2 separate regions of the Homo sapiens genome follow, and region 1 is linked to region 2. A link is an interaction called in ENCODE POLR2A ChIA-PET data of the cell type or tissue named here. Cell type or tissue: MCF 10A. All regions are shown on one strand. Links, peaks and the distances in the headings refer to the core of each region. The heading gives the core; the rest is flanking DNA.

Evidence for each region. Peaks named below come from ENCODE experiments on the same cell type or tissue, not always from the same donor. Only the 100,000 strongest peaks of a DNase experiment are listed, where the experiment ranks them.
Region 1: POLR2A ChIA-PET joins it to region 2 with 5 read pairs; 2 of 35 experiments call an interaction of 5 or more read pairs at or near these places.

Annotation. Positions count from the first base shown.
Region 1 is chr6:4,095,850-4,101,600 of GRCh38, reverse strand. It overlaps the pseudogene TEX56P. Among named protein-coding and RNA genes, the nearest start is that of FAM217A, 20 kb to the right of the region's middle. In MCF 10A, for the core only: no CTCF peak of the experiment used is centred there; no DNase peak of the experiment used is centred there.
Region 2 is chr6:4,178,199-4,183,949 of GRCh38, reverse strand. LOC124901246 (a long non-coding RNA gene) reads right to left here. Exons shown (of 5, transcript XR_007059416.1): 5 at 4,541-5,751. Among named protein-coding and RNA genes, the nearest start is that of ECI2-DT, 45 kb to the right of the region's middle. In MCF 10A, for the core only: no CTCF peak of the experiment used is centred there; a DNase peak (open chromatin) is centred at 3,149.

The sequences.
Region 1 (5,751 bases), core at 198-5,197, 82 kb after region 2:
ACTAGAACAGTTAATTCAGCAGATCCTTCAGGAATCTGGAGTCACAGCAACCAAGACAAGGTTCATGATTGATTGATTGCAAAATGGGCCTAATCCTCCCACCTGTCCTGTACCGAAGCCCCCTGCAACATGACTTTGCACCTCCTTCCACTGGGGCGAAGCCTGTTTCTCCACCTCTTGAATCCCTGCCCAACACTGTTTTCCTGCTTCCACTTTGATGCAACACCACTCCCAGGAAACCTTTTGCATTCTTATTTCTATCTCAGCGCTTGAGACTCCAACCTGTAACACTAGGAATACAAAAATAAATAAGATAGGCTGACAGTCCCTGCTTTTAAGGAAAGCAAATAAATGTTTGTAAAATAAAATGTTAAAAAAAAGTACCATTTCCTATGTTCTGATACTCTAGCTATATTTTCAGAAAGCAAACTAGGATATAAAGATCTATAACTTCATATGAAGACATCAGGACCTAAAATTGAGGTGTACAAACTTTCTATGGTTGTGAAACTTGAATGTTTAAAAATAGGTCTTGTGTTATTCTGTCTTCACATTGCTATAAAGAACTACATGAGACTGGGTAATTTACGAAGAAAAGAGGTTTAACTGAATCATAGATCCACGGGCTTAACAGGAAGCATGATTGGGAAGCCTCAGGAAACTTACAATCAGGGCAGAAAGCAAAGGGGAAGCCAGGCACATCTTATCGTGGTGGAGCAGGAGAGAGAGGGAGAGCGAGGGGAGAAGTGCAACACTTTAAAACCAACAGATCTCTTGAGAACTACTCACTATCATGAGAACAGCAAGGAGGAAATCTGTTCCCATGATCCAATCACCTCCCACCAGGCCCCTCCTCCAACATGTGGGGATTACGATTCAAAATGGGATTTGGGTGGGGACAGAGCCAAATCATATCAGGCTTCCAAAGCATGGTCAAATAATCTTCACTTGAGTAATCAGATATCATCACTTAATATAACCTTTACCTACTTCTGGACAAAAAATGTAGTGTCTTTGCTTTGTCCAGAAAACACCATGGTTCCATTGACCACCTTCTTTTATAATAATACCTTTGCCTTCTTTGGCTACCAATATTTAAATCAAATTGGCAAATTATGCCACTGAGGACACTGAAAAAAATGCAGACAAGGACTCTGTTTCACCAGGGCAATAATCCCAGGGGAAGCTTCCAGTTCAGGCAAATTCATGAGCTGGAACTCTCTCCCGGTTATGTTACCTTCAAATCAGAAATGATCCTGTCTTTGTAGCAACATCTACATTTATCCTGACAGCCCGGCAAAATTGCTTGAATACTTACTATGTACAAAGTGTAGGCATCATTGCCATACATGCAGCAATACGAAAGAAACAAATATAGACCAGGCACGGTGGCTCACGCCTGTAATCCCAGCACTTTGGGAGGCCAAGCAGTTGTATCACCTGAGGTCAGGAGTTTGAGATTAGCCTGGCCAACATGGCAAAACCCCGTTTCCACTAAAAATACCAAAAAAAATTAGCCAGGTGTTGTGGCACATGCCTGTAATCCCAGCTACTCGGGAGGCTGAGGCAGGAGAATCACTGGAACCCAGGAGTCGGAGGTTGCGGTGAGCTGAGATCGCGCCACGGCACTCCAGCCTGGGTGACAGTGCGAGACTCTGTCTCAAAAAAAAAGAAAAGAAAAGAAAAGAAAAGAAAAAAACAAATATAGAAACACCATCTATCTGGCATAAGCAGGGAAAGAAGTGCACCAAAAAAAGATAATTTGCCAAGGAACCAAAGCTTATGACTTTGAGCACCGGAATCCAACCAATTCCACATCCCCACTGTTACCACCTGGGCCACCATCCCTTACCTGCAGAGCTGTAAAATCTCCCAACAGCTCTCCTCCACCCATGCATTCTTTGGGAGGCTAGAGAGGATTTGGGTCAGATGATGTCACTCCTCTTGTTAAGACTGTCCAATGGTGCTCCAGTTCTCTCCATGTACAGTCTGGCAGACCAGGGATAAAGCCAAAGGTCCACCATGTCCTGCTATGGTATCCTAGCCCCTGGTCATGCCAATGGTGGGTGTGAAAAACCAAGCTGCTTCCCAACTTACGCAGCCAAAAAGCCCCAAAGCTCAGTGGTTGGGTTTCTCTCCAAGAATCCCACTCTGTTCTTGCTAGATTTCTGCTCTCTATTCTAGACTGCAATGGGCCATGGAGGACCCACACTCCTGCTCCCATTTCCATGAGTTTACTCCCAGTGAGGGCTCCTCTAGCAGCTTGGTGGTGGGTAAAAATGGGGCCCATGTGCTTTTATATAGAACAGTGCTTATCATTTTTTAGCTAAGGCATATAGAGATTTTGTGATCACCCTGTGTATCTCTAAATATATCCACATAAGGCAGAAATTAGAGTCTACCTGACAACTATGGTGGACATTGGAGGCTCTTTCGTGTTTCTCTTCAACAAGTGACATTTCTTCCACCCGTCAGTTACATTGTTGATGATTTTTCTTTTCCACGGGGGCATTCTGTTCGGCTTTGGGGTCAGATTAATCTCTTTTGGCAACTGATGTCTTGCTAAGATTCTTTCTAAGCCAGAGAGTTCAGGATTCTCACCTGGTAATAGAATAAGCATTAATACATTCAATGTTCCTCTCCATCTTTGCATAGCAAGAGTAACAAGGCACTGATTTGAGAAAACATATATATGCAGCTTAATAATTCCTATTGGGCCGGGTACGGTGGCTCACGCCTGTAATCCCAGCACTTTGGGAGGCTGAGGCGGGAGGATCACAAGGTCAGGATATCGAGACCATCCTGGCTAACATGGTGAAACCCCGTCTCTACTAAAAATACAAAAAATTAGCCAGGCATGGTGGCGGGCACCTGTAGTCCCAGCTACTCAGGAGGCTGAGGCAGGAGAATGGTGTGAACCCGAGAGGGAGAGCCTGCAGTGAGCCAAGATCGTGCCATCGCACTCCAACCTGGGTGACAGTGCGAGACTCCATCTCAAAATAATAATAATAATAATTCCTATTTAGCTTTGTCATTCCTTTATTCCAACAATATTACTGAGCACCATTCAGATCTTAGCCTGGTCCTAGACATCTAGCAGATACATTGTAAGTAAATAAAAGAATGAACAAGGCCGGGTGCGGTGGCTCACACCTCCCAAAATTTGGGAGGCCGAGGTGGGCGGATCATGAGGTCAGGAGATCAAGACCGTCCTGGCTAACACGGTGAAACCCCGTCTCTACTAAAAATACAATAAATTAGCCGGGCATGGTGGCGGGGGCCTGTAGTCCCAGCTACTCGGGAGGCTGAGGCAGGAGAATGGCGTGAACCCAGGAGGCGGAGCTTGCAGTGAGCCGAGATCGCGCCACTGCACTCCAGCCTGGGCGACAGTGAGACTCTGTCTCAAAAAAAAAAAAAAAAGAATGAGCAAACAAGCAGGCATGCTGGGACCACACAAATAGAGTTGGTTATGTGTGCATGATTCTCAAACTAATGGCAAGTTACCATACAATTATTATTATTGTGATTCTCATTTTCCCTTTAATTGCATACTTAATTGGAGATGCACATTTTGAAACTTCCCAGAAGAAATAGGGTGAATGTTAACATTATTGTCAGGCCGCACAACTTGGGGCCCCGTTTTATTGATGATTTTGTCTGAGCAAGGATTACAACATAGGACTGAACTTCCAGCATGCTTTGTCAGTTAGAATGTGGGAGTGTCACTTACTGTTCTTTTTGATTCCACAAAATTCATTTCTGGCCAGAAATGAACTGTTTTTTCTCGCTCTGTTATAAGCATGTCTATTTTCAGCTATGCCGGTGGGAAATGCCTTCCTTCTTTTGGGTGTTCCAATAACTGAGACTTGAGGTTTGGACTGTTGCGGCCTACTGTAGGAGCTCTGGATGGCCAGCGGTACAGCTACAATTGCATGGTAGAGCCACTTGGAGAAGATGAAGTCAATACCAGAGGGGCTTAGATCCTATGTTATCAGAAATGGAATGGCATCCCTCCCTGGTCAGCCAGCACCTCCATGAGAGCTCCAGGATGGAGTGCAGTGGTGCAATCATAGCTCACTCCAGCCTCGACCTCCTGGGCTCAAGCGATCCTCTGACCTCAGCCTCCTCAGCAGCTGGGACTACAGGCATGCACCACTACACCCGGCTAATTTTTGTTATTTTTTGCAGAGATGAGCGTCTTACTTTGTTGCCTAGGCTGATCTCATTCATAGCCTCAAGTGATCCTCCTGCCTCAGCCTCCCAAAGTTAACTTTATATTTAAAATATAAAATAAAAACCTGGGTTTTTTTAAAAAAAATATGTTTAGTTCTTTTTCTTTCTTTCTTCATGTAATCATTTCTGGGTAACCAATATAGTGTAATACAGGCAAAGCATCTTGCAGGTGAAGAGGGGATTGACAGGAAAAGAACAAAACCTATTTTTAAGGTCAAAAGAAATTTCTTCTAGAAGGAAGGCTTTAGACCCAGCAGCAGCAAGACAGCAGTATCTATTTTTAAATCCTTGGTCTGACGGATGAAAGTCAGAGCAATAGGGTCATGTCTTCAGGATGCATATGCAAGGAAATCACTATATGTTTGGAAATGGCATCTTGGCAACGGAGCACATTTTTAGTGATGAATTTAAGACCTCAAAGGCCAATGTGCTCCCAGTGACTGGACTCAGCCTGAGGCCAGTTCCCTGAAGGCACAAACTCAGAACTCTGAGGAGTCATTTCTTACCCCTTAATGCTGTTCACCTCAGCTGCATGAACCTCCTTAAACTGGCTTCCAACCATAGCAAAGAATCACTGCACCCAAATACCTCTGAAACAAAGGCACCCCACTGCTGCTTGGCAGTTGTACATGGCAGGAATTACCGGCTGCTAAATGTGTACCGACGTCTATCACCGTCTACACTGGGAGGCTACGGAGACAAAATCTAAATCAACATAGAATGAGAATGTCTCTAGAAAATCAAAACTCATTTCTCCAACTTCACATAATTACTGCATTTTCAGTGTTAATGTTGCATTTTAATTACAAAAGTAAAAGGTTTCCATTGGAATAATTAAAATGAAACAACTCAGCGAAGTCTACATAGCAAAAAGGGAAAGTTTTGCTTCATTTTCCCTCTTCAAGCTCTATCCTTTCTCCAGATGTAGCCACCGTCCTGAATTTCCTAAGTCTCCTTCAAAACTCTTTTCTATGCATTTATATACACATATATATGTACAAATGTATAGTTTTCTTTTGGCATACATGGATCCATATTGTGTATCTTCCTTTGCAGCTTATTAAAACTCTATAATCTGTATTGTAGACATGTTAATGTCAACTTTCTTTTTAATAGTATTCCACTATGTGGATATATGCCTTCGTTTAATTCTTCTGCTACTGAATGTCATAGGTTGTTTAAATTTTTGACTATTATAAACAATGCTTCAGTGCACGGCCATATTTATCCATCTTTGGGCTCAGGTACAAGTTGTTTCTGTAGGATAATAACTAGAAGTGGAATTGCTAAGTTGAAGGACATATACATGTAACAGGATGTGAAAATATACATTTTTCTGTTGTCTTGTTTTGTCCAAGGCCGCAAGTCTGAGAAAACTCGAGTAGGTGCCGGACACCTATGCGTGCACAGCATCCCTATCAATATGTGAAAAAACGGAGGATTCATTCAGGATTCCTTAAGGCACTTGAGGATTTCTTTAGGCACAGAGTTGGGGCAGTGCTGTGTACTATGTCATTC
Region 2 (5,751 bases), core at 381-5,380:
CATCCCTGGTTCCTCTTGCTCTTCTTATAAGGTTATACACCAATTATATTGGATTAGGGCTCCGCCATCATGACCTTACTTAACCTTAATAACCTTTTTAAAGGCCCTGTCTCAAAATACAGCCACATTGTGGGTCAGGGCTTCAAATATGAATTTTGAGGGGATGCAATTTAGTCTATAACATTTATCTAGAATTAAAAATTCAAGGCAAGAAAAGTTACTGGAGAGGAAAAAAATAAGTGGAGTTAAAATATACCAAAGTTCCAGCATTATCAGGGAAGTTGAAAATATACTCAACTGTAGTTAGTCATGAATGTTTACTGTAACTTCTAGCATAACTTCTAAAAGAAGATGTATAACAGAAAATAGTATTTAAAAAATCAATTCACTTAAAAGAAAGCAAGAAAACAACAGAACAGCTGAGTCAAATACAAAGGAAATATTAGATGGCAGATATAAATCTGAATATATCTGTATTGGGTTAAATATTTCAGTTAAAAGATTAAAATAATCAGATTAGATTAAAAGTTAAAAGAACTACATACTGTTTTGAAGAGTGCCTTGTAGTTATGTTACAATCAAAGTCAACTTTAAAGCAAGAAACACCACAAGAAATGAGGAGGATCATAATATAATGAAGTGCTCAGATCACCATGAAGATATCACGTCTACCAATTCTAAATCATATGCATCCAATAACATAGCTTCAAAATATATAAAGAAGAAATTGGTGAAACCAAAAAAAAATACACAAATGCAAATTGATGAAACTAGAAATGAAATAAATAAAACTAATCAAAAAAAGTAGGATATTTTGACACAGTCCCTGAAACTAGTAGAACATGCAGACAAAAATAAAATCAGTAAAAATGTAGAGGCTCTAAACAACACAATTAACATGACCAGATGGGCACATACAGAATACTATGTCCAGCAATGGCAGAATACAATGAAATGAAAACTCCAGAAAATTCATCAGTGAAGTCTTCCAGACTAATTAGGAAGAAGTAATGCCAATCAAATACAAACTCTTTAATATTGCATATATTTATGGAAAAAGATTAACCTGGGCCACTACCTCACACCATACACAAAATCAGGCCCAGGGAGAATTTTTTAAAATCTGAGTAAATCTAAATCTGAGAGGTAACACAAATATAGCTTCTTAAAAATAAAATAAGGAGATATCTTCATGACTCTTGAGTAGACAAAGACATTAAATAAGACATTTTTAAAAATCATCCCTAAAGGAAAAGATTAATGAATTGGAAAAGTGAAGAATTTGTGTACATTGTGAAAAAGCATGTCATCAAAAGGCAGAAAAATATTTACAATGATGTATCTGATTAAAAAATTTTTATCTAGAAAAAATAATTATTAGTAAGAAAATGACAGATAAGCCAATAGAAAAATGGACAGAAACTTAAATAGGCACTTTTTGAATAAGATATACAAATGACTAGAAACATTTATTATCGTAAGTCATCAAGAGGTTCAAATTAAAATCACAATGAAATACCAGTATGCACCCAATTAGAATGGCTCATATTTTAAAACCAACAATATCAATTACTGGTGAGGATGTGGGGGCCAATGAAACTGCCAGTAGGAGCATAAATTGGTGCAGTTACTTTGGAAAACTGGCAGTATCAACTAAAACTGGAAAAACCCATCCCCTAAGACCCGGAAATCCCCTTTCTATATATCCACCCAAGAGAAATGCACACACATGTACACCAAAAGACATAAACATTAATGTTCATGACAACATTACCTGTACAACAAGAAAGAAAGGCATGAGATCCAGAAAAACAAATACAGCACAGGACAAAGATAAGGGGAATTCCAAGAATTATAGCAAACAGAAATCCCAGGATAAGAGCTGCCCAGGGATCCCAGGAAGCAAGCGGCACAGGAAGGAGAATGGAAGCTTCCAAGGGAGTGCCTTCAGGCAAGAAAAATGGGATTGATGGATTCCCTGATGCAAGTCAGCTCGAGGAAACTTACACCGTGGGCTGTGAGATGTGTGCAAAGAACAAGCAATGAGCACAAACAAAACTAACTAAATAAAGACATGGGCCATTGTTACTTTCAGGAAAAGAAATGAAAAGAAGGAAATGTCACACTCCAACCTTCAGCTGTGAAGATTATTTGTATATGTATATTAATATTCTGAATATTGCCTCCAACAATTTGGAAGGACTATGTTGGGAGGATAGAGAAAGGGATTCGGAGATGGGGACATTGTAAGAAAGCTAAATCTTCATTTGCTACAATAGGAAGTCAGTAGATAATGTCTAAATTTTGGAAATAATTAGATGTGTAAGGGCCAGAGAGACAGATAAAAGAATTGAAAGTGCTTGTCCTTAGAGTGGAAATGTGGAGAGAGTGGGGAAGGGAGAGATGGAAACACTGCATTTTACAAAAGCCTGTTAGAACTATTTGAGTTTTTACAATTCTGTGCTGACATTACTTTGATAAAATAAAAATCAAGTAAGTAAACAATAAGTGAAATGAGAAAAAAGTCTAAAAGAACATAAACCAAAATAGTAACAGTGTCTCCAAGTAATGTGATTATAAGTCATTAGTTTTGTTTCTTTTTTCTCCTCTGATTTTTCTACAATGAACATTTTTAACAATTAAAAGATCCAGTTTATTATTAAGCAGAATATTTTATTTATGTGAGGTCATAATTGTTTTCTGTGAACTCCCGAGGGAACTGTTACAGGTTGCTCAGCAATGAAATCAGAGCTCAGGAAGCTCCAAGTTGGGGTCTGGCAGAAGTGACACTGCTGGGCCAGAACAGGGCAACAAGTGATCCAAGCAATGTCCATAAGGGCAGGCCAGGCGCTCATTTCCGAAGGGGTCAGTGTACAAGTCTGATGGGGAGGCATGGGCACAGAGTGCGGGCGGGCACATGTGGAAGCCAGGCAGAGGCTGGGCACCTAAAAGCCCAGCAGCAGACAATCACGTTTCACATACACAAGAGGCTCTGCCTTTCAGGCTGTAGACGCCCAAGCAGGATCTGGTTTCAGGGAGCTTCGCTTAAGCTGGAAAACCTGCATGTCTGCTTAACTTAGGGGCTTCCATAGCTGCCTGTTCATGTTTGTGCTGCCTGAGCCAACCAATAGGCTGTGACCTATGTCAATCAATCAGAACTCAGCAAGTATTGACCAATCAGAACTCACCAAACATGAACCCGTCAGAACTAAGCAAGTTTGAATCCTTTATTTGACTAAGTGGACCTGAGTGGAACCTGGATGGGATCTTTCACTATAAAAGAAAAATCTTTCCTTTGCTCTCTTACCAGGAGAAACTAGATGGTTAGGCAAGCAACCCATCTGCCCTGAATGAATTCAGAAAAAGCCAACATGGGAAACTGGGGGATCTCTCTAAGGTCCAAACTCTGGGATTCCTGGCAGTGAGAGACTTCGGGGTGACTCAGGGAGCCCAGCCATTGCAACCAAGCCCCTGGGAACTATGCCCAGAGTTGTCAATTCATTATACCCTGTGTTAGTTCCTACAGCTGCTGTAACAAAGTAGCATAAACGAGCATATAAACAACAGCAATTTATTGTCTCACCATTCTGGAGGCTAGAAGTTCAAGATCAAGGTGTCAGAAGAGCCATGCTCCCTCTGAAGGTGCTACAGAAGGATCTGTTGCAGGCACCTCTCCTAGCTTCTGGTAGTTCCTTGGCTTGTGGCAGCATAACTGCAATCTTCACGATTGCTCACTCTCTCTCTCTCTCTGTCTCTCTCTGTCTCTCTGTCTCTCTTTCTCTCTCTCTCCCTCTGTCTCTATCTCTCTTTCTTTCTCTATGTCTGTCTCTCTCTCTCTCCGTCTCTCTCTTTCTCTGTCTCTCTCCCTCTCTCTCTGTCTCTCTTTCTCCCTCTGTGTGTGTGTGTTTCTGTCTGTCTGTCTTCAAGTCCAAATTTCACTTTCTCATAAGAACACCTGTCATATTTGGATTAATGGCCCACCCTATTTCAGTATGACCTTATTTTAACTTTATTAATCACATTAATGAAGTAACCCTATATTTACAGTAACCCTATATTCAGACAAGGTCACATTCTGAGGTCATGGGTGTTAGGTCTTCAATATATAAATTTGGGGAGGTGGGACACAATGCAACCCATAATACAGTCCCAGAGTGATATAGGTATTAGAGTTTGGATTCAGCCTCAAACAGAAGGTGGGGCATACCAGTGGATCCAATTTCAAGGAGCTGAGGAAAACCACGGCAGAATAAAAGAGCAAAGCCATATACCACCCTTCGGTGCATATATGAGAATGAATGAATGTATATAGTATTACCCATTTGACTTCAGGTGTGACATGGAAGTATGGTACAGTAGGATGACACAAAGGAGTTGTCATTAGCATCACTGCTGAGATCATCATCAAAATCACAGCCAACAAGTCCTCAGCACCTACCTAAATGAACTATTTTACATGACTCGACACAGCTAATCCTCAACTTGGACCAGTGGGATGGGTATGACTTTTATCCTGTGAACAAAATTCTCTGAAAGAGAATTTAGAGGAAAGAGACTTTATTCCAGTAACAGTTGGCAAACCGAAGAGACACAGCCTTCAGTGTAAAATGAAGGTACGTTCCAGAGAGCAAAGGGAAGGTTTTTCTTTTATAGTGAAAGATCCCATCCAGGTTCCACTCAGGTCCACTTAGTCAAATAAAGGATTCAAACTTGCTTAGTTCTGACCGGTTGATGTTTGGTGAGTTCTGATTGGTCAACACTTGCTGAGTTCTGATTGGTTGACATAGGTCACAGTCTATTGGTTGGCTCAGGCAGCACAAACATGAACAGGCAGCTATGAAAGCCCCTAAGCAGACATGCAGGTTTTCCAGGAACTCCAAGTATGTGTGCGACCTCTAGTAAGCAAATGGCCACTTGGCTCTTTTGAAATTAGGCTATTAGCCACTCAGGATTCATCCGAGGGATTGGCTCTTTCAAGGTTCACATTCCCCCCACGCCCCCCGTTTATCAAAACCTGTCAGCAGACAGCACTGATGATTGATTAGGTTGGTTGCATCCCATCATCGTGCTAGAGTGGCTGGCAACCTGTTCCAGATTCTTCTAGTCCCGTGCAGAGATCCTTTGACAAGGCAGTGATCAACTGAGCAACTAGAGCCATTTACTTATGAGAGGCACTCAGGCACCTGTTAAATATGAATTAACATCTCTTGGCTTAAGCTGGCTTCCGTTTCCAGCTGGAATGAGTCTAAAGTCTCAAGGTCTTGGGTCAGCACGATCCTGGTGAGGGTCTCATGCAGATATCTGTTAAAGCAGGCTACAATGATTTTAAAGAGGAGCCAAATGCTTAGCCCAAGGAGATTCATTACAATTTGTAGGGCAGAACACAGAAGGAATCCTATACCAGAAGAAGCCGGCTGAAAATATCTGGAAATTGGAATTCTAATCCAGCAAGCCCAGCCAGGAGGCTTTCTGAAGGTGTCCTTTTCAGACAGCCAGCTGTAGGATTTGGCCAACTTTGGATCTCAGATGCTTCTAATTCAACCTGAATGGAAGTATTTACCCAGGTGCAGCAGGAAGTGTTAGTGACAGCATAAACACCACCACATGCAACGAGGAGACCGTCTAATGCAATGTGGTTGTGCAGGATCGCATGGGCAAGGGAATCTGGAAATCTCTGTTGTGCCCTGATGGTACAGGCAGTGGAGTGGGCAATTCTGCGAACCATGCAGGAAAGGTTTCTGATCCTATATT